Linked DNA regions of Mus musculus: region 1 is linked to region 2. The links are chromatin loops, found by intact Hi-C in ENCODE. Cell type or tissue: left cerebral cortex. All regions are shown on one strand. Each heading gives the region's core, and the rest is flanking DNA. Links, peaks and the distances in the headings are about the cores only. Region 1 overlaps Pou3f2 (POU domain, class 3, transcription factor 2). Region 2 overlaps Gm31145 (a long non-coding RNA gene).

Evidence for each region. Hi-C counts contacts between places; a loop is a spot of excess contacts. Peaks named below come from ENCODE experiments on the same cell type or tissue, not always from the same donor. Only the 100,000 strongest peaks of a DNase experiment are listed, where the experiment ranks them.
Region 1: a loop joins it to region 2, with 5 times the contacts of the local background. A loop is called at or near these places in 4 of 42 quality-filtered maps.

What each region holds. Positions count from the first base shown.
Region 1 is chr4:22,471,326-22,482,712 of GRCm38, forward strand. It overlaps Pou3f2 (POU domain, class 3, transcription factor 2), which reads right to left. Exons shown (of 1, transcript NM_008899.2): 1 at 10,770-11,387. Among named protein-coding and RNA genes, the nearest start is that of Pou3f2, 11 kb to the right of the region's middle. In left cerebral cortex, for the core only: a CTCF peak has its summit at 5,811; a DNase peak (open chromatin) is centred at 5,807; H3K4me3 peaks cover 3,436 bases; H3K27ac peaks cover 3,607 bases.
Region 2 is chr4:23,817,620-23,829,006 of GRCm38, forward strand. All of the region lies in intron 1 of Gm31145 (a long non-coding RNA gene), which reads right to left. Among named protein-coding and RNA genes, the nearest start is that of Gm31145, 12 kb to the right of the region's middle. In left cerebral cortex, for the core only: no CTCF peak of the experiment used is centred there; no DNase peak of the experiment used is centred there.

The DNA of each region.
Region 1 (11,387 bases), core at 2,014-10,013, 1.3 Mb before region 2:
TCAAGCTATCTAACATTTCCTTACTACTGGGTGAACTTCTTATTTACCTTACATTTTAACCCCTTACTAGATTTATGTTTTATATATTTTCCTCTTATCAAACATTCGTCTTTTCAATAAATGAGTTATTCCCTTGCCATGGAAGAGCTTTGTCCTTCCATGCAATGCCATTTGTCTGTTTTTGCTTTGTTTGACTGCTTTTGTGCTCATGTTTTTTAAATATCATCAAGAAAAACATCAAGAAGCTCCATGTGTTTTATTTTAGTAGTATGAACTGTTTCTGATTTTATATGTGATCCAGGCTTGGGATGCAGTTCAGCAGAAGAGTCCTTGCCTCGCTGTGTGAAGCTCTGAGTTCTCATGCCCCACAAAGTGGAGTGTATAAGCAATGTAACTATAGAGAGAAAGGAGGATTTCATTTCATTCTTCTGTGTGTGGATATTTCATTTTCTAGACATCACTTATTGAAAATGCTGTTTTTCCCTATTGTGTTTTTGATAATCTTGTCAAAGATTAATTGGCTGTAAATAGGCTTATTTCATGGCTCCCTATCTTATTTTATTAGTCTATATACCTGTTTTTATATGAGTGCCATTCTATTTTCAATAACATAGTTTGGGAGCTGATTTTGAAGCCGCATAGTATGATCCCTCAAATGTTTTGTTTTGTTTTGTTTTGTTTTGTTTTGTTTTGTTTTGTTTCCTCAAAACCGCTTCAGTTGGGAATGGTCAAGGACACCACTACAGAGTCAGCTAACCTGGGTCAGTGGGGCCTCACAGAGACTGAATCACCAACAAAAGAGCATGCAGGGGCTGGACCTAGCCCCCCCTAGAGCTTGGTCTTCATATGGGTCCCCTAACAACTGAAGCAGGGTTTGTGTCTGTCTGTTTTTGTTGGATTCCCTTCCCTGATCTGGATTGCCTGGTTGGGCTCAGGGGGAAAGGATGTACTTAGTCCTGCTAGGACTACATTTCCCGAGGTCTGGTTGTACCCAGGGGAGGTGGGGAAGGAGCTTACCTTTCTCTGAGGAGAAGGGGGTGGAATGGAGGAGGGATTTGCAAGGGCAGGCCTGGGAGGGGAGGAGGGAGATGGAATGTGATTTTTGTAAATTAAAAAATTATTGAAAAAATTACTTTGGCTGTTTGGAATCTCTTTTGGTTCCAATTGGATTTTCTCCCATTAAAATGTCATTGGAATTCTGATGGGAGATTAATTAATTTGGAGATTTCTTTAGATAATGTGCTTACTTCAACTATATCAGTTCTTCCAACATGTGAACTATTTTCATTTATTTGTAATTTCTTCATTTTGAAAAACCAGTATCATAAGCTTTCAGTTAGATCTTTCACCTTCTCAGCTAATTCTTCCTTCCTTTCTCTCTCTCTCTCTCTCTCTCTCTCTCTCTCTCTCTCTCTCTCTCTCTCTCTCTCTCCTTCCTTCCTTCTTTCTTTCTTTCTTTCTTTCTTTCTTTCTTTCTTTCTTTCTTTCTTTCTTTCTTTCTTTCTTCCTAATTCCTAAATATTTTATTCCATTGTCTTCTTAATTTCACCTGACTTTTGATCATTTTTTTCTCAGTGTATAGAAATGTTACTTTTTTGTATAATAATTTTATATCTTTCAACTTTATTTACATCAGTTTCTACCTCTAATAGCTTTCCAATGGAGTCTAGGTTTTCTCTGAATAAGATCATATCATTTGCAGACAATTTAGCTTCTTCATTCCTAATTTGAATAGGTTTTTTTTTTTTTTTTACCTAATTGTTCTAAGTTAGAAATTACCATCTTATGCTGAATAGCAGTGGTAAGAGTGGACATTCCTATCTTGTTGATCACTATAGAAAACAAACAAACAAACAAACCTTTAAACTTTTCTCACATCCTGCATCAATAAGATATTGGTACACTTATATTCAGCTAGCCTTTGTTGAATTTCTTTCCTAATTCAAAAATTCTAGTAGACCATTCTTCAAGAAACTGAATATCTTGCACAGGGTTTTTGTGCATTAATTGAGAATAGTAGTAAATAAAAACAAATGAATTCTTAAGTCTAACCCTTATAGCTTTAGTTAGCTGGACATATTTTTATAAGAAAATGTTACAGTGTATCCATATTTCTTTTAAAATAAACTTTTTAAGCTTTCAATGTGTGGAAGTGGGAAGGGAATTGTCTTATGTTGTCCAGACTGGTCTCAGCTCTCGGTCTCAAAGGATCTTCCTTCATTGGCCTCTCAAGTAGTTTGGACTACAATATTATGCCCAGATGACTCTTTAATAAAAACAATTGGAAGAAGATAAGACAGAAGATATATTAAAGAAAAGTGGTGAGCATCAAGCTTGCATTGTAGGAAATTATGAGGATGTCAGCTGAAGTTCTTTGGTGGAGTTTTTTCTATATGATGGGTAGGGAAACTATGTCTTCTAGTAATGCTCCTTTTTTTTCTTTCCTTTAAATTTTCTTAGTCACAGAAACACGACTTAGGACTGCAGCCAGCATAGTAGGTATATAATAGATTATCCTTGAATTAAAATTGTTATTTTGGTTCGTGTCAGCCTTTGAGTGGTTTCAAAGGATGGTAGTAAAACCATGTTGTCTCAATGGCTTCAGTGTGTGTGTAGGTGTGTGTGTGTGTGTGTGTGTGTGTGTGGTGCTGTATGTGTGTTGTGTTTTGTGAGTAGGTAGATAGTGTGGGGAGAGGAGAATGAAGTTGGGAGAGGAAATGAAGGTGGGGAGGGTGGGGGGAGCTAACATCCAAAACTGAAAAATTCTCTAAATTTTTTGTCTTCTTGTTGTTTTCTTCCTCCCCCCTCCCCCTTCCCCTCTCCCCCCTCCCTCCTCCTCCTCTCCTCACCTCTTTCCATTTAATTCATCCAAATGAGGGCATGGTCTCTCCTTTCTATTTTCTCTATTTTTAGCCCCTACAGCTACTGTAGCACCACTATTACACCACATTCACCCTCTTTAAGACTTCCTTGGCTGACCACATAGACTCCAGTGGGCCTTGCCTACCTATTTCCTGGCTAGTCTGGCTTCTGTCACACTTACAACTCATAACCACCACCCTGTACACTATGCCAGCTCTTTTTTTCCCCCAAAGTGTTATTTTCATTGAATCTTCCCTCTGCTATGACTCCTAATTGCCTTTTAAATCTAATTAAAACTTCCTTAAGCCCTCTAGCAGTTGACTCTAGGCACTCTCCCCAGCAGCCTTAAAGTGCAATTCCTGGTTTGTGAGAACCGTACTCACTCTCTCCTTCCGCTTTCCTGCCTCACAGTGGGCCGGCTGCCTCCTATCCTAGCCACACCTATAAAGTGTGGTCCTTATCCTGTTTCATTTGTTTCCTTGTGTAAACCATGCTTAGAGTCACCCCCCCCTTCTGTCTTTGATTATTTCAACTAAGAGTCCCAAACTGTCCTTTAGGTCATGCATGATGGGGTGTGTGCCTACATCACCCATGCCTTGATGGAGCACTCTTGTTAGTTAAGAGGCTCTAACACAATTGCAGGTATGTCCTGCTCTCCTTAGGACTGATGATCTGATCTTTCCCCTACAAATTCAACCTATGTCTAGTGAGCAGGCTTTAGGTCATGTTGGCTCTAAATACTTCAAAAACTCCCGATTCCTGCCTACCATCCTCCGTCCACTGAAGATGGGTTGCTATTGAGGCCTTAGACGTCACAGCCACCCTTCTCTCCTCTGACCCCTTATTTAGTGACCTAGAACCGAGGAACACTGGCTAGGATGCAAGCTGGGGTTCTTGTGTTTTGGGAGCTGATAGGACACCGAGCTCTTCCTGCCAGGGCTGCTTCTGGGTCTCGTCCAAGTGGTTTGGTCATCACCAAGAGCGCTGGATGATGCTGACACGGAGTTCCATCTGTTCCCCCCGGGGATGGGAGTTAGAGTGGACAGGTCCCCTGATCTAGGCTTTCCACATAAGGAGAGAAGAGTCTATCTGGCTCAGCACACCTACCACAAGCATGTGGAGGATTCAGGACCCACTGGCTAAACCTCTAACAGGAGAAAAGCCTTCATTCACTTTTGCCCTAGAATGCTGGCATAGAAGCTTGTGCAGATCCCTCTTGGCCACCCACAACCATTCCAGGGACCAACAAAAGGCCTTGCTCAAGACTTTTCTCAGCCACTTGCAACCAGCACAAAAACCTTCTGGCTCCTGGGACTGTGCTGCCAGGAGGGAAGAACTGTCTCAGACCACCGTCTCTCTTTCCCAGTGGCAGCAGGGACTTCTCCCCTTTGCTCCATACAGGGGTCCCTGGGGAGCAGGGCCTGGTTCCTGAGTAGAACAGTACCTCCCAAGGCTCCCCGTTTAGAACACAGTAGGCTGAGGGCTCCTGTGTGATCCAAACCCAGAGAGCAGAGTGTGACCCATCAGCAGTGTCCACAGTGTTTAAGCTGTTGTTGCGGTCAGTGCTGCTGCTTGCATTGGGTTGGTTTTGCGTGTATAAACCCAGAGTTCTTTTCATAACTGATTCAGGCTGCAATAAAAGATACCAGAGAAGTGTGCAGTTAAAGTTAAGTTGGCTGGCATAAAGAAATGGAATGGTTTGCAGAGTAGCAAGCTAGTTCTCCCTAGAATAATAATAGAGTAGCCACATTTGTTACAGTTACTAGAGTCCGGCGCTGGTGGTTCTAATAATGGTGTTAACCACAACCTCAAGCTTAGGCATTGTAAAAGCAAGTCTAGTGGATGGTGGTCTAAGTAGTCAGAATCAGTAGAGTGTCCCCATATATGAAAATTGAGATGGCTATCTCCACATTTCCTCCTCCTATGCCAGTAGATGCAAAGATGTGTAGCCTTATTTTTAGGTTGAAGGGATTTCTTGCTGGGCCCTCACAGCAGAGGCCTCACTAGAGTTTGAAATGACCACTTTCTATATGAGACTTCCATTTTATTTTGTGCTTCCATGTATGTTATATAAATGCTACTGGAAAATTTAAAGAAGCGCTATTATGCACAGCCTGCACATGAAGAAATGGATTTGGAAGTACCACAGGGCTTCTCAGATGTTTGTTGGCTGATAACTATGGGGAGGGGGAAGGGGTGGAGGAGGGCTGAGGTGCTGTCGCTCAAGCCTATCCAATCCAGTAACCACAAGTTTGAGCTGCCTGCAGTTCCTGTGTATGCATGTCCCCTCCTGACGTGACCTGGGGTAAAGGCAGAGTAAGTGGTGAAAACGGCACACAGTGTGGGAAACGGACTAACTTACTGGCTCCGAAGGAAGCAGACTGAGAGCTCTTTTAGGAATTTGGGAAGTGGATGTTTTCCCCCACTTCAACGGTTCTTTCACAAATGTGTCTCTGTTCAAGCGAACGCCTTAAATAAAATCACCTTTAAACTCGAAACTGAACAAGCCTTCTGTATAAAAAGATGTTCGAGGTCAAATTTTGACTTGGTTAAAATGCTACATTCGTCATTAACCGTGGCTTCCAACTTGATTCTCTGCTTTTGATTCCTACGAGAAGCTGAGAGTTCTCTGATGCACGTAATACTTGATTTTGACAGATAAGTTTGTAGGAGCAAAATATTGGGGTACATCTCTTCCTTCTCATCTTTGTTGCGGTAACTTTTAGTATAAAATGTTCTGTCCTCTCCAGTGAAACTTCAAACCTCTGCTAAGGAGCCCAGACTGGACATTTGGAAACCTTTGTATGAGTCATGCGCGTGGGGTCACCTTCATAACCTTTTCTAGGAGGAATGAGGCCAAGCATGCAGAGAGAGTGGGGAGAAGCACATTCCAGTCTGAAACTCAACTTTTGAACGGATCAGACTGTAAAATCACGAGTAGTTGCAAGTGGATGCCACTTTGGGGCGCCAAAGTTCCATTCGGCTAAAGGCTGCAATCTTGGGGTGAGAGCAGATGTACTGGGGAGGGGGTCTAGGGTGTCCTTTATTCTCCTGTTAAACTATCCTGGGAGACTTTGTTTCATAACAAGTCTGGACATGGGGGAAGAAGACTTTGTTAGAGAGGCCAAAGGAGGGTGTTGGGGGGTGGGGGGGGAGGTAAACTTACAACTGAGGAAAATCTCTTGTGAACTGACTTGGGAGCAAACGGGCCTCTTTGCTTTAGAAAGTCTCCGGTTTCTCAGAGGCCCTTGACCTCTTTTAAAGGAGGCTTATATTTGGGCAGGGTCTTCACTTCCCACTCCCACCCCACCCCCACCTAGACTAGCGACCTTGTTCATTCTGCGGTCCCCCGCGCCCCTTGATGCCTTCTCCCACGTCCGGAGGTCGCTGCTTCCAGGAAACCTGGCTCTCTCCTCCTCCTCAGGGCCACCGCGGGGTTGCGCGTCTCCTCCTGCAGCCCGCGAGGACTCTTCAGCTGGGATAAAGGGCGGCCTCCCCCGCCTGCAGGAGCCCTGGATGCTCAGCCGTCAGCTGCCGGGAGGCGCTGATTTCGTTCCCGCGCGGCCGTCGCTGCCAGGGGGGGGGGGGGGGGAGGCGGAGGGCCGCTGGTAGGGGGTGGGGGGACTGGGGCCCAAGGGCGGGCGGAGCGGGAGGCGGCAGCCTTGGCCAGCAGAAGCTGAGCTGCTGCCCGCCAGTGTTTATTACATCTCAGCCACCCTCAAAGGTTAGGAACGCGCATTTAGAGACACGATAATCCGAGTTTAAATATTAAAAGTAAAATCAGAACCAGTGGAGTATTTACCCAGAGACTGAGCAGACCTCCTTCTGCCAGGGGAGAGGACTTTGAGGAGCCGGCCGCGGGCATCAGCACTTCTTTGCCCCATTGGCACATTCAGGGCAGCAGGGACACTCTTGGGCTGCTTCCCCCGCTGTGGTGAGAGGAGAGAGCCTCAGACTCCTAGCTCTCCCAAGAAGATCGTAGCCTTGCGAGTTCGGTCCAAATCTTTTGCTTTGTCAGATTCTCCTTTTTAAGGGCTTACGGAACTAACACAAAAGGTGGCGAAAAGTGCATTGGATCAATAGCAAAGATTGTTATTTAGATAACGAATTAATCTCCCTGTTATAATACTTTTTTATAGTGAACTTTGTACCCCTTCCCTAAGAAAAAGGAATTTAAAGGGAAAAAAAGAGTCTCAAACAGGATTAAGGTTTTAATTACAACACCCTATCGAAATAGTATGTTTGATGAGCTGATCTTATCAATTTAATAGTCACGTTAAAGCTTCGGAAGTAGATGCACGGGAAATATGCTTAAGGGAGTCTTTTAAAAGTAAATCGCGCCTAAGAAACTGGAAGGCCAGCAGGTCAGAGTCGCTGCATCCAAGAAGGTTTAGGATCCGCATGCCCTACTCGGTCCGTGGGTCCGAGACCCGGGTGCGCATCTGGGATAGGGGACTGGGCCTGGCCTTGGGAGAACACTGAGCTTGAAGGAGGAAACCAACAAATAGGAGAGCTGCCTCTTCCAAGCCGAGGCCCACATCAAAGTTGGGGCCCCATAAGGGCGGTGCAGTTCACTGGGTTTGGGTCAGCCTTATATTCGAGGGGCAAATAAAGTAATTTGAGCATGCATCAATAGTTTTCCATAAAATACGAGCTAAAAGAAGTAATAGAAGTAATCACTGTCTCCTCAAATCAAGTAGAAAACATTTCAATGCACTAATTAGAGTAATTAGAATAATAAGCCTCTGCCTATATGTGGTAAGACAATGTGTACAAACAACTTTATTTAATGTATACTGGTAATCAGCGATGCGTGCCTGCTTGAATGCTTAGCGCAATAAAACTACCCTCCGTCCGCCCAAACAATCAAATACAAATTAGTTTAATGATTGTGCCTGCTGAATGTCTTAGAAATCCACAGGCAGAGGCGAGTAAATAGAAGCATCCCTGTTTGTGTACCACCCTGCCCCGGATAGCCGCAGGGCCTGGGGAGTGACCACAGGCAGACACGGCTGGATCTCCAGGATGCTCCTGAACTCGGGGCAGAGCCGTGCCCTGCTCCGGCACAGACCAGCGCTCCGCGGGAGTCCCTGCAAGTGTGGTTGGTCGCCTTCCCACTACAGTCAGGCAGTCCCCCCCACTAAAGTCCCGCAGCTTTAGGTACCCTTAGTACTCCAGCCCGCCCCGCCCCCACCCACCCCCAATGCCCGCGCGTCCCAAGCGGCCTCCCCTCCCAGAGGTGAAAGAACCCCCAACTCCCTTCTGTGAGGCTTTTGAGAGTTTCTTCTCACGTGTAAAGGCTCTCTGGAGGTTGGGAAAGGCGATGGATTGGAAGCATCCACCCAGCCTAAGAGTGAATGGGCCGGCTCAGGAGACTGAAGTCAGGCCTCCAGTCTTGGAGAGCTGCTGGAGGCTCCCCTCTGACTCGTTCGCACAGGGTACCCAGGGTTCTCCCCGCCCCCCATACAGGTTTCCTAGGAACTGACTTCGGACTTTAGGCTCACAAGTGAGTGCCGGGTTTTGGGAGAACCCTTTTCTTCCTTGCTTTAGCGCTTAGAAGACAAGGTTCCTCTCCACTGGAGGCTGACCGCTGAGGCCAGAAACTATCAAAAGTTTGTTCAGTAAGAGGAGGAGCAGCACACGTTTAGAACTTTGTTTTCCAACTTTCGGTGGTTCCCCCTTCAATGTACAACCCCCACAAAGCTAGGAATCGGCCAAATGACTTCCCAGGGAGCCGTTTGTCCAGTCTGCACGTTGTCTGACGTTGAGATCAACTTATTTTACTCTGGGCCACCATCTCTCACATTTGCTTCTCCCGAGCAGATGCCCTGGGATTTTGTCGCGTCTAAGACGCAAGGATGGCGGACAGAGAGTTGGGGGATTCACTTTTCGCTCTAAATGTCCAGTGACCTCTGTAACCCAGGCACCTCTGGCTCTGCCATAAGCTGCCAGTGGAGAGTGCCTGTGTTTTCTGACGCCTGCATTTCCCTGCCCACCCGCGACAGCCATACGCCCCCATACATCAGTACTCAAAGCAGCACCCCTAGCCTCGGGCCCTGGCAGGCTGATCTGTCATTCGTCCCAGACGGCGCCCAGCCCTATAGACCTCCCTTGAGAAGAGAGACTTGGGGTCCATCTCGACGACTGCCCTGTCCACGGAGGTCAGGGCTTCACTGCCCTTGGAGATTAGAAAAATTCAAGATTTGCCGCAGCAGCAAGGCTTGGGAGTGCAGGGAATGGCCGGCTTCCCTCGCATCTTTTCCTTCCGTGCTCAAGGCCAGCTGCCAGGGTCTCCTAACTTGGGAGGCAGCAAAGGCCGCCTTTGAGCCACAGTAGATGCCTGATGCCTGACAGGCTCAGGAAAACTGTAAGAACTTCGAAGGAATATTTGTTAGGGGAAACAACATCAGCAAAAGTTATTAATGTCAAATAATTCTCTCCAGAATCATATGCTGTGGAACATAAAAGGTCACATAAAATTTCTCTGACAGAATGAGATTTCTTCTTATCAGGGGGAGGGAGGAGCTTCTACACTTCCTATGGATTTGTTTGAGCCTCAAAGCTGGAGGTTTACAATGGTTAATTTGTGTAACTTTCTCTTTCCCACTGTGCTGCCAAACTCTATGGCCCTGTATTTCGGTCAATGGAGCCTTAAAAAAAATTTTCCCTTTCCTTTTTCAACAACTAAAGCAGAAGAAACACTGGTGGGGAGGGGAAACATATGACCCTGATTTTTAAGATCTCAAGTTTCAATTCACTTCCCAGTGAAGTTGCTTATGCATGCATGTGGCACAGAGAGAGTTAATTCCTAACAATCAAATTCCCCTCCAGCTTTCTCAGAAAGGGCCCTAACACTCCTGGTCTTTCCGAAATCCTTGAGATCTCTTTTTATTTATTTATCTTTTGTAGGAACCTTTACTCCCTACCCACCTGCCCAGGACAACTCCCAATTCTTAAGCAGGGGAGAGACATATGTGGCCAACTATAGACCCTTCTAGAGCCTGAGCTCTTTAGGCACAAACCGCTTATGGAAGCTCCCCTGCCCCTCCCCATTCCAGACAAAGAGCTATAAAAACTCAAAAAGAAGAATGGACTTTAAGGTATAGATGCACTTTTACTGGTGTATTAAATAACATAGCAGACATTTGTTGTTGTTTTTAGAAAAAAGAAATACATCTTAATGTTACCAACATCAGATTCCTAGGAACAATAAGAGACTAGACTGTTTTGATGGGATGATATTGTTTCTAATAACCTCTAACAGCTAAGCCAAGCAGCAGTGTGATTAAGGTCGAGGAAAGGTACTAGTAGTAAAGTTGATTAACTTTTTAAAAGAGGGGGATAAATGGTAGGTTTCCCTCCTCCCCCAAAATGCTAGAACAATGTGAAAACATTCTGGTTATTTATCTCCACACCCAAGCAAAGCCTTGAAGCAGCTGAAAGCCATTTATTTCCTTTACTCTAGTAGTTGTCTCTATATAAATGGACACTGAAAAGACATTGGCCCAAGTTCTGGGAATGTGGCCCGATTCATTGCATGAATTTGTGAGACCCCTGCCACTTTTTTTTGTTTTCTTTTTGTTGTTGTTTTTGGTTTATTGTTTGTTTTGGTTTTTCCTATCCAGAATCAAGTTGTGGAAACAACCATAAGAGGCCTCAGTGCTCTGTTGCTACCTTTGGCTTCAGAAACTATGTATCATTGTACCATTTTAAAAAGTAAACTTTCTCCAAAGAGAAAATATTTATCTACACCCCAACTGAATAGACACATTGTCAAGAGTCTCAGTATTTCCTGATGCAGGTCCCCCTTTTGTTTGAAATAAATACTCCTTTGCTTTACCACTGAAATATACAAGGAGAACCAAAGACATTCTCACTGAACCAACCTTCCTTTCCACCCCCACCCCCCCCCCCACGTACAAACTCCATTCTCTGTCCTATTTTAAAATTTGTATAGGAATTTAATAGAATCCAGAGCACAGTTCCATGAATTGATTGAAAAATCAACAAAGACAAATCAAAGAGAGGCGTAATAAGATGATAATTTCATCCAAGCTTCCATAAGGAAACTAAAGGGCCAGTGGAGACGCATGGCTGGGAGCAACACATGCAAGAGCCACCCACCTTTGCTGTTGTATTGTTTTATTGGTTACTTTTGAAGGAATAAGATAGAGAGATGAGTGTCTCCATCAAAACCATTTCACCAGAAAATTCTGACAGTGTGTGACCTCCTCTATAGGAGCAGGAGGTGAGAGGATGAGGAGGGCAGTTTTACTACTACTATCTGAAACATAAAGAACATTTCTTCAGGGGAACTGAGAATGTATTTAAAAAAAAAACACCAAGCATAATATTATTTTTGGCCATTCCATTCTTATGACCTTCACATACTTTTTCATATATGATAATTTCTTCCCCAGTATATATATATAGATATATCATAAATCTAAAATATGGCATGTTTTCAGCAAACACAAACACTGCATTTTTTCTTTAGGATAGAGATGGCTTGTCTGTATCTTACA
Region 2 (11,387 bases), core at 1,393-9,392:
GTTTAGGTAAACAAATGTTTCTTCAAAGGGTTGTATACATATAATCAATATTTATTGATGATACTGAATATCTAATATCCTCTTCTATATGGTTCCACTTACAATCACTCCTAACATATCTAAGAAGACCTTTTTGTACAGGAAATATCCAGGCAAATGATTACAATTATCCTTTTGAACATATATGAGTATATTATAGAGTACTTGTAATATTATTAGGAATTTATGATATTTCTTAAAGTTTTAATTAACATTTTCCAAGAGCTTTAACTTCATCATTTTCTCTATTCTGTTCTCATTTAAATCTATTGAAGCACTAACATTAGAACGGGTGAGAATACTATAGAGAAGTTTAACATGGCCTCCATCTTTAAGGATCTAGCAGTCTTGTGGGCAGAATACTAAAAAATAACTATTTATGGGGGAGCTGACAAGAGGAGGAGCCATGATCAGGATGTACAGTTAATAAGTAAATTGAGTATTTATTGGGAAAAATATACAAGTATATCCAATATTATGTCCTTTCAAGCATTGTAATAGTGTTCTGGTTATGTTGTTCAGATTGTAATTTTTCAGGAAAGTCATCCTAAGTGCATACTACTCTAGATGTCACATGTAAGGTGAGTGTTACATTTGATCAGGAAGCACTGGAGAGCTGACATAGAAAGCTCTACAGAGAGGATGAGGTATACTTGAGAACCTGGAACGGAGAAGTAGGAAAACACCAGGTGAGAGTCTACTACATTCAACAATTTCCATGTATTGAAAACCTTTGTATTTGGAGTTTCCTTCTTCACATCTGATCATGAATCTACTTTATACCTTTCCTTCCCTCCTGCCAATTATGGTTTATGTACAACTGTCTTTCATTATTTTCTTATTAAGTATCCTCCTGATGTTTGTTTGCTAACGCCTATCAACTTCTATTTCTTCTGAAAGAACCAAAAATAAACATAATTAATTAAGTCACTTCTTTCAATGTTGCAATGCTGAAAACTTGTATCATTAACCATATGTGCTTGCTTTTCACAGTGAAGTTATTCTAAAAGAAAAGAAAGGCAGATAGCCACAATCTGTATCTATAAAATTAGATTATTAACAATTTACGTCACAGTCACATTAACATTTTTTTTGGTTTGTAAAGTTTTTTTTCCATTTTTTATTAGATATTTAGCTCATTTACATTTCCAATGCTATACCAAAAGTCCCCCATACCCACCTACCCCCACTACCCTACCCACCCACTCCCCCTTTTTGGCCCTGGCGTTCCCCTGTACTGGGGCATATAAAGTTTGCAAGTCCAATGGGCCTCTCTTTGCAGATGGCCGACTAGGCCATCTTTTGATACATATGCAGCTAGAGACAAGAGCTCCGGGGTACTGGTTAGTTCATATTGTTGTTCCACCTATAGTGTTACAGTTCCCTTTAGTTCCTTGGGTGCTTTCTCTAGTTCCTCCATCGGGGGCCCTGTGGTCCATTCAATAGCTGACTGTGAGCATCCACTTCTGTGTTTGCTAGGCCCTGGCATAGTCTCACAAGAGAGAGCTATATCTGGGTCCTTTCAGCAAAATCTTGCTAGTGTATGCAATGGTGTCAGCGTTTGGAAACTGATCATGGGATGGATCTCTGGATATGGCAGTGTCTAGATGGTCCATCCTTTCGTCACACTTCCAAATTTTGTCTCTGTAACTCCTTCCATGGGTGTTTTGTTTCCTACTCTAAGAAGGGGCAAAGTGTCCACACTTTGGTCTTCGTTCTCTTGAGTTTAATGTGTTTAGCAAATTATGTCTTATATCTTGGGTATCCTAAGTTTCTGGGCTAATATCCACTTATCAGTGAGTACATATTGTGAGAGTTCCTTTGTAATTGGGTTACCTCACTCAGGATGATGCCCTCCAGGTTAACATTTTAAGATAACAGATTTTAGTAGTTACATACAAAATACTATTACTGACATACAGAACACATAACAAATAGTCATTACACAGGATATTGGATGAATATTTTCTCAGTATTCAAGTAACACATTAAGAGAAATTAATGACACAATGCACACACACACACACATAGACATACACACACGCAATCTGTGTAAACAATCACTTTTCTCTTTTAGGATATGTTGATGAACTCATTTGATTGCTAGAAAAATCTTTATTAAAGCAATCTTGCAATAATGCTATTGAAATAAAAAGAAAATCTTGTTAAATAGCTTTCTGTGTGGAAAATATAATGCCCCCGATAGAGACCCTCCTGCACTGGGACACATATGCTTCCTCCTGCTATTTCTTTGATTAGCCCTCCTTCTTGCTCTTCAGGGTTTCTATTATAATACAAGAAAACAAAATTTTAAGCCCAGAAGGATTTTTACAGTAAAACAAGCTATTGATTGGTGCAGTTTTTTTTTTTTTCCTCAAGAGCTTACTATTGCATTCAGGATCCTACAGCTCCAATATGCCCAGATCATTAATATTAGGTAAGATACAAACTACCAGTACATTTCTCTATATTTCAAGCTCCTCTTGGGCTGAAATAAAATCTTTTCTTGCTTTTTCCTAAACCTCAGATACTCAGATATTATATTAAGTGACAAAGAACAGACATGAAATATTAATGAAACTTTGATTTTACTGGATTGGTGAGACAATAAATGAGCAAACAAATAAAACAAAAAATTCATTTTTAGAGCCGTATCTGCCTCTGTTCTCACACTAAATGATGTCTTGAACAGCTACATCATGTGTCTTAAAAACTGGATGAACTACGTACCCATTTTCTTCAATTGTGCTCCGTATCCTTCTAAAGTCTACCTCCAAGTCTGTTCTGAATTTTCTTTGTCTGGCTATAGTCTGCCACGGGATCTTTAAGTGCTCAGCTAGACATAGCCTATGCCTAATATCTAGAGATTGTGTACACATCCAAAAGAGTTTCACAAGACGTTTGGGCTTCAAAAATCATCATCTGCATGGCCTCTTACATGAGTCTGAAAGGATGTAGCAATATACTCATATAGTTTTCCTTCTCATTTATTCTAATAAGTAAGATGCTTTATTTCTTAGTTTCTCAAAATAAGACTTCGTGACTCAATGTTTTTTAAACATCCTACCTTATAATATGCATAGTAATTCTATAATCAACATAAGCTTCCTTTAAGTTGAAGCTCACTATATAGAACTCTCTTTCCTTTGATTCCACCCACTTACACCAGCACAAGATTTTGTGCCAACTTGAACCCGAATAATCCCTAATTTCTGGAGGCAATGTGTTGCCCAACTCATCACAGGAATATGGTCAACAATCGACAAAAGGGACATCAAAAACGCAAGTATTTCTGAATAGCAAAAGCTTAGCCCAGAGTCAGGAGGAATCTTTGAGGACTGTTATCCAGAATATATAAAAGAAGAAAAATGGAATCCAGGGAAACAAATGATTCAATTAAAAACTGCAGTTAGTCCAAATCTAAAGCTCTCAAATGACAAAATAAAATGAGAATAAACATCTTTAAATGTGTCCAATTCTTTTTTGTGTCTTTTTTTTTTTACACTCTAGATTTTTTTATCCATGCTCCACCTATCTTCCTACTGTTCCACATCCCATACCTCCTCCCCACACCCCTTTCTTCACCAGGACGTCCCCACTCCTGACTCCCCATCCAACCAGACCACTGAACTCCCTAAGGCCTCCCATCTCTTGGAAGATGCAAGTTAAAACTAATTTGAGAGAGATTCATTGTGCCAGAGATATAATAGATAGAAAACAAAACAAAGCAAACCAAAGAAGCAAAAATTAATAACGTATGCTGTCAGGAATGTAGGGAAAGAAGAACCTCCATTCACTAATGGTAGTACTGAAAACTGATACTGCCACTTTGAAAATCAATATGGATAATTTTTCCCCCCCAAATAAAAGATCTACCATGTGACCTACTCCTCCGCATATTCCCAGAAGACTTGACATTTTAATAAATATTTGCATGCTCATTGCCACTGTATTCACACTATCTAGGAAATGGAAATAACCTAAATGCCCTCCAACTAATAAATGGAGATGGAAATTCAGTACATGCATGCAACAGGGTTATATTAAGCTTCAAGAAAATGAAAGTTCCAGGTAAATTGGTGAAATTATAAAATATTATATTGAGTGAAGTAGCATAGACACAGAAAGACAAATGTAGAAAGTTGTCTACTAGTTCTGAATCTTTGGAATTAAACTGGGAGTGAACCACAAAATGAGGATATGTGGAGGTGTGTGGGGCACCTAGGCGGCAGAATAGTAGGACATGTGTGTTATTTGGAAGTAGATGGAGAAAATGTGTGCTGCTTTAGTGGGGAAGGGAGAAGTCAAATATGAATGGAGATAGAATGAGGAGGGATAATAAAACATAAAAGAAGTTTGAAAATGGAATAGGAAAACATCCTATATTATGTTTACTTTAAAAGACATATGTAGCAGGGCATTGGTGGCACATACCTTTAATTTCAATATTATGGAGGCAGATGCAGGCAGATATCTGAGTTTAAGGCCAGTCAGATTTACAAAGTGAGCTTTTGGACAGCCAGGACTACATGGAGAAACTGTGTGTGTGTGTGTGTGTGTGTGTGTGTGTGTGTGTGTGTGTGTGTGTGTATTTGTACATAAGAAGCTATGGGTGATAATAGATTACCACTTAGTTGATAATAGATTCCCTAAGAATAATAGGCAAAGAAAAATGCTATACTTAAGAAGCTATACCACTTGGGTGATAATTCATTCCCCAAGAACAATAGGCAAAGAAAAATGCATTTTTTTCTAGGCATGGGAAAACTTCCCCTCTGTTTGCTGGTCAAGTGCAACAGGAAAGCAGAATAGTATAGACTATGTTGTTGCCACACTTTGTAGGTAGTGCTTGGAGTGACTGAGCTGGAGCTGACATGGAAGCCTACTCTCTGAGGACTAGCTCTCAGGGTATGAAAATATGGTGCCATCTGATAAAGGAGAGAAACAACCAATATTTCTTCCCAAAGGTAAAGCCCTCAGACTTCAGCAATGCCCAACACTGTAGTAAATATTTCCCAAGCAGTGCAGTAGTGGCACTTACATCTCAGTGATAAATAATGGCACATAATTGGAGTTAAGGTGTGTTCACTGGGAAGGGGTTCATGCCTGCTATTGCAAATCTAGCCAACTGACCTTTGCTGATGAGACCTTAGATGCTAGAAGAAAACCTAGTGCCATGTTCTAACTTAAAACAAGTATACTTTTCTAACCCCATTCCTAAAAACGTATCTTTGTACGCACAAATAAGTATATCTCCCTAAATGTCAGCAGAGATGATTCTATCTGCAGAAGATAGAAACTCATGGAAATCCACAACTAGCCAATTCCAAAAGAAAAATAAACTGTGAGGTACCCAAGCCCAATTGCTGTATTTACAATGTAACCTCTAAGCTTAAGGCTCAGGAAACATCCTGGAAGAAGGAGTAGAAGATTGTAAAGGCAGGAAGAAAATCATTCCTATTGTGACATAATGTCTTCTATGTACTTCTATGTACAGTAAAGCTGTACCAGTGGAATCTCAAATGTAAGGTCATGTGACTAGCCACATATAATGACAACACTGGTTGAAGTATGAATCTAGATAGAGAAAATCTCACAGGGACCCATCCCTTGATGAAGGACTATAGGCAATTAATAGCTGAGAGAGGAAAAAAATCAGTATCCTCTAGGGTGAGTTCCTGATGTGATCCAATCTCAAATGATAAACCTTAAATACATACAAGCAAAACTAGACTTAAAACACTCTATTTATAGTACATATTATTTATGTGTAGCAATAATTATTAAAGAAGTCATGAATTTAAAAGAAAGGACACAGGAGTGGTTGGAGGAGTTGGAGGGGCAAAAGGGTGTAAATACAGAAGGTACAGAGGAAATTATCAAACACCAATAGAAAGCTGGCTGTTTTCATTATATTTTCCTTGAAATTTGTGAAAGAAAAAAAAACTAAGTTTTAATGACTAACATCCAAAAATCTGAGTGACAAGGATTAGCCACAGACCTTGGGACTTGAAAGTGTGTTTGTTTCCAGCTAAAAGCTTGGCAACACCCAGGCCGCTTCCCAAGCCAACGAGCTGCATGTGTGAAACCATCCACCTGCAGAATGGCAGGTGGAAAATTATTCAGGTGAAGAAATCCAATTGGTGACCTTTAAAATAATGATTCATTACCTTAAAACACTTCTATTATGTCAGCATGAGTACATCCATTGAAATTAATATATTTAAATCAAAACAGTAGGTCTTATTTAACCTATCATTAACCAAAAAGTATGTTTAAAAATAATTTATTGGAGCTTTTTACCCTTTTACTTTCCACCCCTTTTCTTTATTCTGCCTTTCTTTTCTTCTTCTTCTTCTTCTTCTTCTTCTTCTTCTTCTTCTTCTTCTTCTTCTTCTTCTTCTTCTTCTTCTTCTTCTTCTTCTTCTTCTTCTTCTTTTTCTTCTTCTACCATCCCACTGTCCTCAGCCTTTTTTCTTTCTTACCTGGACATTCTCTGTCACTTATAACATTGAAGTGATATTTGAAAATTAAAGCTCCCAACCAAGGAAACAGCCAAGCATTCAACTTGTAACCTGACATAAATAGAAGCTGTTCCATGAAATACCATAGGTATTGAAATATGTGTGTGTGTGTGTGTGTGTGTGTGTGTGTGTGTGTGTGTGTGGTGTGTGTGTGGGTGTGTGTGTGTGTGTGTGTGTGTGTGTGTGTGTGTGTTCTAGATCCTTAATAACATTTAATTCCTGTCAACCTTTCTCATAACTCAGTTCTGTTCCACCCAGTAATCCAAGGCCAGCATCATTCATTGTATTATATGCTTAGCCCAAGGTGCTCAGTTTTAGTCTTAATATTTGACTAGAGCTTGTTCAGAAAGAAAAGACGACTGGGAAATTAGGTAACACACATACTAATAAATACAATGTGTTGTGTGAAACACCAATAGCCAGAGTCTCAAATGCTAACATAGTTCTGAATGCAGAACAAACCTGTGAGGGAGGTAGTTATCTAATATTTTGAAAATGCATGGCTGGGATGAACCTATATTTATGAGGACATGTTTGTGATTTTTCAAAGCAAAATTTTGCAAGCAGTTTTCATTATATTCTGAGCTATATAACTTTTTACAGCATACACATTTATAAATAAAAGCAAGAGAGCCTCTAAATCACTGACTTAGGCTGAAATGATGCCTCTAGGGCTTGGGATTATAAAAAAATAAAAGGATACCTAGCAGGGATCATAAGGCAATATCCTACCGGAAGCAAATTGATACCTGGGATTACAGTAGCAATTCCTTTCTGGCATTCACAAAGAAACATATTTTAGATAAACAAATAGGCAGAATATTTTGGATCTCTGTAAACAGATCTGAAAAGTCAGGCAAGAATCTTTCCCTGTGTGGATGCAAATGACATCATTCATAACCTTTTGAGCAACTGGTGCATTTTGAAGAGCTATAATTTGCAGGTGCAATACTAAAACTGAACTCCACTCTATTTCACATTATAGTTCTATTGACAGAACATAAGAAATGCAATTTATGCCTACGTTTTCATGACTCTTTTAATATTAGAATTTTATCTATAATGCTTTCATATTAGTGGGTGCATGTATAAATATACATATATTGATTTGAAGACTATAATAAGTAAAGATTCATTCCTATATCTTTCTCTTATTGTTGATTCAATGATTCTTGTATTTCTAATGCATAGACAAACATAAGATGTGTTACACAGAAGAGATTTTAAACCACAGTCAGTTTCTATTTTTCCGTCAAGCATTTAACAAGTCTCAGCATACAAAGTAGAAATGGGTGGGAGGGGGGTCTTTAAAGGAGCAAAAACACAACACGGAGATCCTTAAGGCATTTAAAACATCAGGAGAGTTATGCTCCATAAATGCTGATGTTACAGAAGAATGCTTAATGTGCACCTCAGAAAGCAAATGCATGGCCACAGGACTACAAAAGAGGCTGATAGAAACCCAAGACAGTAGAGAGGGGGATAGTGGTTCATAGAAAAGTATCTCTTAAGCTACACCCTGAAGTACAGACCAAACTTTGTCAGGAAAAAAAAAAAGGCTGCTGAGCAATATTGCTCATGTTTTAGGTAAACTTGCATTTTTTTTGTGTGTGTGTGTGTGATATAAGTTGAAGAAACAAAATTAAATTCTAAAGAAATAAATGGAATCAACTAATTATAAAGTATATAAATAGTACTAACAAAATACTAATTAAAAAACACCCTCTCAGGTGGTTACTGTCTAAGCCCTGTGACTAGAGAAGGATAGAATAGCTTTGCTGACATCTTCTGGGAAGATTCTATGATGGAGTCAGGGAACACTGTAGGTTCAAATGGAACCAAATATACTCTATGACTTTTCACTAAATTATTATTTTAAAAGATATGTAAATAAAAAGCATAGATAACAAATTATACATGCTTGTTTTGTTTTCCCTTTCTTAGTGTTTTCCATACTTAGCAACAAAAAAATTATTTTTATTTTATTTGAATACACATACATCAAGTTGCTTTCTGGGATATAAATTGGTTGTGCAGGTTTGATAAAGTACATAAATTACTCTCTTTTATTCAGGCTATTCCCTTTCATTATTCATAGTTATGCTCACTTGAAGAGAACAAATAAATTACAAGACAACACTACAAACCTCTGTTGGAAATATTATGTGTTCATATACGCTAATCCCTTTCATGGGGTGAAGGCATTGCCAGCAGCATCTCATACCCTGAGCCTCTTCTGTGTACTTCAGGTCACTTGTGAGCATGTGTACAAACAAATGCTACTAGTGATGAAAGTAGGCACTGAGGTACCTTCAGAAAAACAGGAGATTAGAGTTTGATACATGAAAATTCATGAAAAAGAATTCTCACCTAGTTACAAATTTTTGAAAGTTATTGTTAAGACCACTTCCCGACAAGTGGAAAACACGCTAATTTTCTGGGTTTGAAGGCATTACTTGGGTCAGTGCTAATAAATTTTACATTCTTAAAGATAAAAATCAAATACCAATAAGTGAAAGATATAGGTCTTTTTTTTTTTTTTTTGCATAGCAGTGTAAAAATATTCAGAACCAAGAAAAAGAATGCATTTGTAGACTCAGTTTGAATAGAATTAGTGGATCAGGACCATGCAAACCAAACTTAGGTGTGAAGGAAACACATCTAGAAGAAAAAGAAGCAAGATGAGCTGGGGAGGGAGAGGGAGGGAGGGAGGAAACCTGGGAGAGAACCAAGCAAATAGCCTCTTTTTACATTGAGATGGTTTTGAGAATAATAATGTGCTAGTTTCTGTCTTTTTTTTTTTAATCCAAGTAGCTATTGAAGATTGTAATGATTTCAGTCTAAAAAGCAGTGCTGGAAAAGCCTCTTCTGAGATTGCCAACTCCCACTGTGCAGAAACACTGTGTCCCTTCGTGCTGGTGTAATGGAGACAAACAAAAGAAGCACTTCAAGAAAAGGGGAGGGAAGAGAGGGAGGGTGAAAAAGCAGTCGGGTTGTACTTCCCAGAGAAAAAGCAAGAGTTTTGCAGGGACCAAAAGCAAGCATCACTATTTCTAAGTCTGAGACCAAGATAAGTTAAATAAATGTTTAACTATATAAGCAATATATACCAGTGCTTTTGACAATAAAAATAAAAATAATTTGTCGTCATCAATTATGATCTAGCCCCTCTTGCAATCAAACCAATTTCCTGCTATAAAATAGCCCAATTGATTTCATACTTTGTCACGTATAAAGGATTATAAATTAGGGCATCATGCTACACTATTGCCTTCTCTATTAACTTCCCTTTATTTTGCAAAATAAAAAACAGTTAACATACATAATCTAAGCATTATAATTAAGATGATACTCTCTAGTCCCTCTAGTTCCCATAAAACTTTAAATAACGCTTAGTACTTCCATAGTGTATTATAAGATCAATAATAATTATTGTTTACTTGCACTCAAGTGTTTATAAGGTAAGAACATTATGAGATGTTGAAAGTTAGTGTTCCTTGAACTCCCCAGGAAAATCCAAGAGCAAGAAGAAGGAAAGTACATTGAAGTTTGTTTGTAATTTCTAATAATTTAATTCCATTGTGTCCAGTTTCACCCCTATATAAGGGAAAGGACTATATCTGACTGATTTCTTTATTTCTAAGACAGAAATGGATAAGTCTTTGATATTCTCTATACACTTCTGTATTATGAATGAGCTTACAATTTTACTGTTACTCATCCTGACATAAGCTTTATTTGCAGTTTCCTTCAGTATGCTGTCTCAAATCCTAAAATACAAGAGAGATCCCTGTTTCTTATAAGCAGCAACTCACATGCTGACAATAGATATCACACTGGATCCTGAGGATTGGAGAAACTCACAGCTCTCGAGAAAGGAAGAAAATCACATGTAAAACCTAGGAAGAAAGACATTTAAAGCATACGATGGGGAAACAGTAGCCTAAATCGCCACATTGCCTGTGCTAACAAACTCAGAACAATGACTTAGTCTTTCTAAAGATCTTTGTTTTGCCTTTTAAAAAAAAAAATTGAGAGATTATCTCTATTATGCTGGCATGTTATCTGAATTCACAAAGCCCAACTTTACAATTTATCCATTTATAGAAGTATCAATGAATATCATACATAAATATTTTTCAGATGAACCCAAAATTTAATTCATCTAAATTCTGTTGCATGATTCACTTATATAACACTTTTTTCAAGTTTGATGCCTGAATAGCTATTAAATATAGCTGGTGGGCTGAAAGGTGGATAACAAAGAATCTAGGAATGCTGTTCTCCCGGGCAGTGACTACTTATGATATTTGGATAAAGAAAACCCCCTTTGTTTATATGATTTAAGGACATGTTAATAACAAATAGATCCATTATTATGTATAATAATACTCAAACGTTTTAGCCATGTCTTTTGTTTTAATTGTGCTTAATTAACACCAGGGTATTATACCAAGCAATGTGGAGATTTAGGCTACGCAATAGCAGTTATCATAATACAATGACAATGCTAACAGTGTATTAACTATGTTGCCTATATGCTGTTATAAGAATTTTATGTACACTGGCACATTTAATTTTCATAACAACTTAAAATATATTTTATTACTTCAATTTTTAGGTGAAAGTTTAAATAACTTACCTAAGAGAAGATGCATTTTAAGTAGTACTTGAATCTAAGTGCCTAGTATGAACATAACAATTCTAATATTGGTAACTCAATACTTTCATTGCCTAAATGTCTATTTGGATATGCTCAAATTTCCACTGAACTTTATATAGTATTTTCCAGGTAGTAATTTATGCTTGTGTGTGTGTGGGGGG